Regions from separate parts of the Homo sapiens genome. Here region 2 is linked to region 1. Evidence: read pairs that join two places in POLR2A ChIA-PET (ENCODE). Cell type or tissue: OCI-LY7. All regions are shown on one strand. Links, peaks and the distances in the headings refer to the core of each region. The heading gives the core; the rest is flanking DNA. Region 1 overlaps GCNT1 (glucosaminyl (N-acetyl) transferase 1). Region 2 overlaps PRUNE2 (prune homolog 2 with BCH domain).

Region 1 (2,920 bases), core at 165-2,664:
GGACACCATCCCAGACTTTGGGGCCCGCCAGGCTTGTTTGTCCTCTTCATGTAAATGCAGAACTTGCCTCTGAAATATGCCTAATCCTTTCATATAGGTGGAGCCCCTGATCTCATCCATTGTCTACACATTTCTCACATCTGTTATGCTAACCAACACAGTCCTTGTATTCACCTTGTGAGGATCTGGTTCTCACACTACTTATGCTAATTAACAAAACCTCTGGTTTGCAATTAAAAATCCTGAAGCACATGCTATATCTGCTGCTGGAGTGCCCACCACCATGGCTGGCTGATTTTTGTATTTTTAGTAGAGACGGGGTTTCACCACGTTGGCCAGGGTGGTCTAGAATTCCTGACCTCAGATGATTTGCCCACCTCGGCCTCCTAAAGTGCTGGGATTACAGGTGTGAGCCACTGTGCCCTGCCACACTTGTCTGTCTTTATGCCTTTGTTTCTTGTAATTTATGGGACCACAGACTCCACCCCTATACTGAAGACCTAGTAATTGCTCCCAGAATTGCTCCCAGGAATGTGCTCCTGCCTGGGGCGCTTGACTTCCACAAACCCCAGGGTATAGATAAAAACCCGTGCATGTATGTCTCACTGCTATGCAGAAGTGTTTTTCAAGTCAGAAATAGACAGCCCACCAATTTTGTTGTTGATTACTTGTGGCAGAAAACTTATGAGTTCCCTGAAAATAAGAGGCATGGCTATAAAAATACAGGATTTAAAAAAACATGTATAAGTGGAAATTAGTACCTTTAACATAAGTGTTTTCCAAAGACATTTCTGACCATTTTGAGGCATGTCCTCTGTGCTGTATTCTCCTATTAGGAAAGACACCAGTTTTTGATGGTAGATGTGATTTTGCAGCATGTCAGAAGTTAGCATTATGAGGTAGATTGGTCATGCTCAGTAATATTATTTTGGGTCAAAATAAGATGTAAATTTTTTTTTCTTTTGAGACCAGTCTCGCTTTGTTGCCCAGGCTGGAGTGCAGTGGCATGATCACAGCTCACTGCTGCTTCTCCCCAGTCAGCTCAACTGGTTCTCCCACATCAGCCTCCCGTAAATATTTTTTAAAAATGGACTAGGGGCTGGGCATGGTGGCTCAGCCTGTAATGCCAGCACTTTGGCAGGCTAAGGCTGGCAGATCACTTGAGGTCAGGAGTTCGAGACCAGCCTGGCCAACATGATGAAACCTCGTCCCTGCTAAAAATTAAAAAAAATAGCCAGGTGTGGTGGCGTTCGCCTGTAATCCCAGCTACTCAGGAGGCTGAGGTGGGAGAATCACTTGAACCCGAACCCGGGAGGCGGAGGATGCAGTGAGTCAAGATCGCACCTCTGTACTTCAGCCTGGGCAACAGAGCGAGACTTTGTCTCAAAGAAAAAAAGGAAATGAGAAAAGAGAATGTGTGACTGACACCACAAAGAAATGTCAGATGTCTCTTTTGGGGTTCTGTGGGTGGCCCTCCCTCCCAAAAAAGTAGAATTGAGTGAAGGGAATGCAGTAGAGCGTGAAAGAACACATACCCACAAGGGTGAAGCTGCAGGCTCTGGTTAAAGGCAGCTTTCCACTAGATCTTGACCCTTATGCCCCAGGGCCTCAGCTTTTTCTTGAGTTACAGAGGAGGGTGCAACTTGGGGCTAGATGGACTTTTTTGTTATGGACTTGCCATATGCTCTTCTTGTAAGTTTTCTTTGTCATGTAAGTTTGAGAAATGCTGAATACCATGTCTCTGTCTTTAAATATTTACAGTAGACCTGACTGTCTTAAGGGCTAAGAAATAAGGAGCCAAACCAGCAACAGAGAATCTTGTCTTTCTTTTCTTTTCTTTTCTTTTCTTTTCTTTTTTTTTTTTTTTTTGAGATGGAGTCTCGCTCTGTCACCCAGGCTGGAGTGCAATGGCGTGATCTCAGCTCACTGCAACTTCTGCCTCCCAGATTCAAGTAATTCCCCTGCCTCATATTCCGGAGTAGCTGGGATTACAGGCGCCTGCCACCATGGCTGGCTAATTTTTGTATTTTTAGAAGAGACGGGGTTTCACCACGTTGGCCGGGGTGGTCTAGAATTCCTGACCTCAGATGATTTGCCCACCTCGGCCTCCTAAAGTGCTGGGATTACAGGTGTGAGCCACTGTGCCCTGCGACACTTGTCTGTCTTTACGTCTTTGTTTCTTGTAATTTATGGGACCACAGACTCCACCCCTAGCCTGAAGACCTAGTAATTGCTCCCAGAGCTGCTGTTTCCAGCAACACTAGATGCTTCCTGAAGTTTCTTTCAGCTCTACAATGGATGCATTGTTCTAAAAATAGTTTCTAACTATATTGACCAAGCCTATAATTTCCTCCAGAAACCTCAGCATATAACCTCTGAGTGAATTCCTGGAGAGCAGGGAGCATGTATTATTTATGTTTGTATTTTTCTCCCCAGAGCCTAGGAATCTATTTTGTATAATAGATTCTCAGTATAGAATTGAGTATATTGAAGTATTTGTTAGTAAACTGGAAATATGGATTTTCATTTTTGAAGTCTGAAAAAGTTACCCTTAGACATGAGCTCAGATTTGAACAAAAGTCAAAAAAGGGAAAATAATGAATAATAATACATTGCCAATATTAAGGGCTCATTATTTGTCAAATACAGTATAAACATGTTACAAGTTAGCTCACTTACTCTTTATAAAAACTCTAAGGTATATATGATAATTTCCCCAATGAAATTGTTTAAAGTTAATTAGTTTTTTAAAAAAACAACAAAAACGCTGAAGCTAGGAGAGGCTAAGAATTTGCTGAAGTTTGGGTTGGGGAATGATGACTCCCAGGTCTCCTGCTGGGGCAGTCCGGTTGGAGAGCTGAAATCATTGCCACTGTACTCTTCTGTGTCTCAGATGTAAACAAACCCAAGAGAAAATATT
Region 2 (2,920 bases), core at 128-2,627, 150 kb after region 1:
ATGCAGTCAAACCTCATTATTTGCAGATTCTATATTTGTAAATTTGCCTCTTCACTAGCATGTATTTATAAACACAAAATCAATACAAAGTACTTTTTGGGTCACTTGTGGACATGTGCAGAGTGGAGAAAAATTTGAGTTGCCCAACATTCATGTTGCCACCTGGCAATGTGTGAGGCTCTGTCTTCTTGTTTCATACTGTAAACAAGTGTCCTTTTCACAACCTTTTTAGTGCCTTTTTTTCCGCTCATTTTTGTATTTTTCCTTGGTGATTTTGCTGTTCAAATTGGCTTCCAAGCATAGGGCTGAAATACTGTATTGGGAATACTAGTATTCCCAAGTGCAGGAAAGCTGTGATGTGCCTTATGAAGAAAATATGTGTATTAGATAAGCTTTGTTTATGCACAAGTTACAATACTGTTGGCCATGAGTTCAATGTTCATAAATCAACAATGTATACTAAGTAAGGTTCATTTAAACAGAAACACACATAAAAAAAGGTTATATATTGATTGATTGATGAAAACATTGTGACCAGATGCTTGCAGGAACTGAACATCCTGTATTTTCCCTTGGAACACTATTTCAGTATTCACTAATTAAGTGTTTGCAGTGACTTTATAGAACATAACTGCCACAAATAATGAGAATCAACTGTAACCAATGATTATAAATTTGGTTCTAGGTTGGGCAAGTTTTTCTTTCATTTAAGCCCTTTGATGACAGGCTCCATCTCAGCTGAGGACTGGTTGTGGGAGTGGCTGAGATTAGATCCTTTGAATGTTATTCAGTGATAAAAAGGAGCCATGGCTCGTATCCATTTGAAATTTGCAAAACATGAAATTGAGGTGATGAAGGTCAGTAACAGAAATGGCAGAAAGGACATCCCAAGGAGATGAATTACAGAAAACAGAACACATGGACATGTGGGCAGCACATGAATGGTGGTAAATTTCTTTCTCCAGAAAAAAATTTTTCCAACTAGAACCCTTCCTCCTGAAGTAACTTTTCCCAAATGGAGCCCTTGAAAACTGATGTGTGCAGTTGAATGAAAAATGTCCTAGGTATACTTAACTTCTCATTTGAACTTTCCCATATGATGGAGAGTCTCTAAAAGCAACAGGTGTAACAATAAATAAGATTCTGGATTGCGAACTCTGTGCTGGGAGGCTTTGCAAGTGCTTTGTGTACCCTGTTTGCATTCAACCCTCAGAACCATTCCAGGAAGTGCAACTTACTTCCTTACTTTACAGATGCTGAAGCTGAGACTCAGAATATTTTAATTAATTAATCATTTTAATAGATGACTTGAAGTCTCAGAGACATTGAGAGGTAGGAGAGAAGGTTCAAATCTAAGTCTCTAAAGCCCATTCACTTTTCATTCTATTGCCTCTGTCACACCATGGAAGTGTTACCGTGTTTACTTGGAAAGTGGTCAATGCTCAATTCCACTAGAAGAGAGAATGTCCTTGTCATCTTATAGAATGTGAGTGTTTCCATACTTCTTCATCTTTTTTTTTTCTTCTTCTTTTTTGAGACAGCGTCTCACTCTGTCAACCAGGCTTGAGTGCAGTGGTGCGATCTCGGCTCACTGCAATTTCCGCCTCCCAGGCTCAAGCAATCCTACCACTTTAATCTCTTGAGTAGCTAGGACTACAGGTGCATGCTACCACACCCGGCTAATTTTTGTGTTTTTTTCATAGAGATGGGGTGGCGGGGGGCTCACCATGTTGCCCAGGCTGGTCTTGAACTCCTGGACTCAAGCTATCCACCCTCCTCAGACTCCCAAAGTGCTAAGATTACAGGTGTGAGGCATCCCTCTCTGCCTCCATACTTTTTAAATTTAAAGAGTAGAAGTGGGATTTGAAGACGGAGTACACCTTTTTGAGGCAGCAGCCCAGAGCTATGAGGTATGCTGGTTGTGGAAACGCTGTGAAGCTAATGAGGGTTGAAGCCGTCATTAGGATCTAATGAACACTCCGTTTGATTCAGCTGAGCCCAGCTGACCACCGGAAGCCCAGTCAGTATCCTGTGTTCACGCCCGATATTGCTTATGTAGGAGAACCAAATGAATCTACTTCTGAGGTTTGAATTTTGAAGGATTCTCTGAGAGAGGTAAAGGAATCTACTAGAAAAGGACATGGGAATTTTAGTGCCAGGCTGACCTGAATTTGAATTTCCGTTCCATCTCTTCCTGGTTCCTACTTATACTGTGCATAAGTAACTTCCTACTAAGTTACGTCCCCTGCATCTGTAAAACAGGGGTTTACTATAAGAGTTAAATAAATGATATAAATAGAGCACTGCTATGCTTGGCATATCATAGACACACATTACATGAGAATTCTTTCCTTCCAGTTTCTAGGCTGGGCCTTTTTAATTAATTAATTAATTTTTTAAAGTGAGAGGACTCTTTTTTGGAATCCCAAACGAGAGGTACATTTTGCTATCCATTTTATGGAGGAAGATGAATGATACTTGCCTGTTTTCTTTGAGCTAATGGTTAAGTCCCTCTCCATTCAAATGAAATGAAAAAAGCTAGTGATTCAGATACAGTGAACAACAACAAAAAAAAAGACACACAGAAAACAATCGTTCTTTGCAACAATGTACCAGATACAACTGTTCATTCTCCGATATCCCTGTTTTAAAATCCCAGCTCCAAGTATTTATTTTGTTAAATTTTATCCTAGTTTTTGTAGCATCATCCTGAGACCTTCAGTACCCATGCAGGATGCTGACGCTGATACTGCGTTACCCTCTATTGAGCAAGGAAACCATTCCTCACCACCTCACCCACCACTGGGCAAATGCCCTCTACTTAATCATGACAAACAAAAAAGGTTTAGAAGAAACAGAGAAAGAGTTATTTCTTTCTATTTTCCTAGCATCATGCAGATAAATTACTTTGTATAAGACA

What was found. Peaks named below come from ENCODE experiments on the same cell type or tissue, not always from the same donor. Only the 100,000 strongest peaks of a DNase experiment are listed, where the experiment ranks them.
Region 2: POLR2A ChIA-PET joins it to region 1 with 6 read pairs; 3 of 35 experiments call an interaction of 5 or more read pairs at or near these places.

The regions. Positions count from the first base shown.
Region 1 is chr9:76,470,898-76,473,817 of GRCh38, forward strand. The region is part of intron 2 of GCNT1 (glucosaminyl (N-acetyl) transferase 1); the gene reads left to right. Among named protein-coding and RNA genes, the nearest start is that of GCNT1, 13 kb to the left of the region's middle. RefSeq lists enhancers at 1-251, 176-265, 286-355, 1,067-1,336, 1,687-1,766. In OCI-LY7, for the core only: no CTCF peak of the experiment used is centred there; DNase peaks (open chromatin) are centred at 184, 1,484 and 2,204; H3K4me3 peaks cover 2,268 bases; H3K27ac peaks cover 2,500 bases.
Region 2 is chr9:76,625,585-76,628,504 of GRCh38, forward strand. The region is part of intron 16 of PRUNE2 (prune homolog 2 with BCH domain); the gene reads right to left. The region is part of intron 5 of LOC105376095 (a long non-coding RNA gene); the gene reads left to right. Among named protein-coding and RNA genes, the nearest start is that of PCA3, 140 kb to the right of the region's middle. In OCI-LY7, for the core only: no CTCF peak of the experiment used is centred there; no DNase peak of the experiment used is centred there.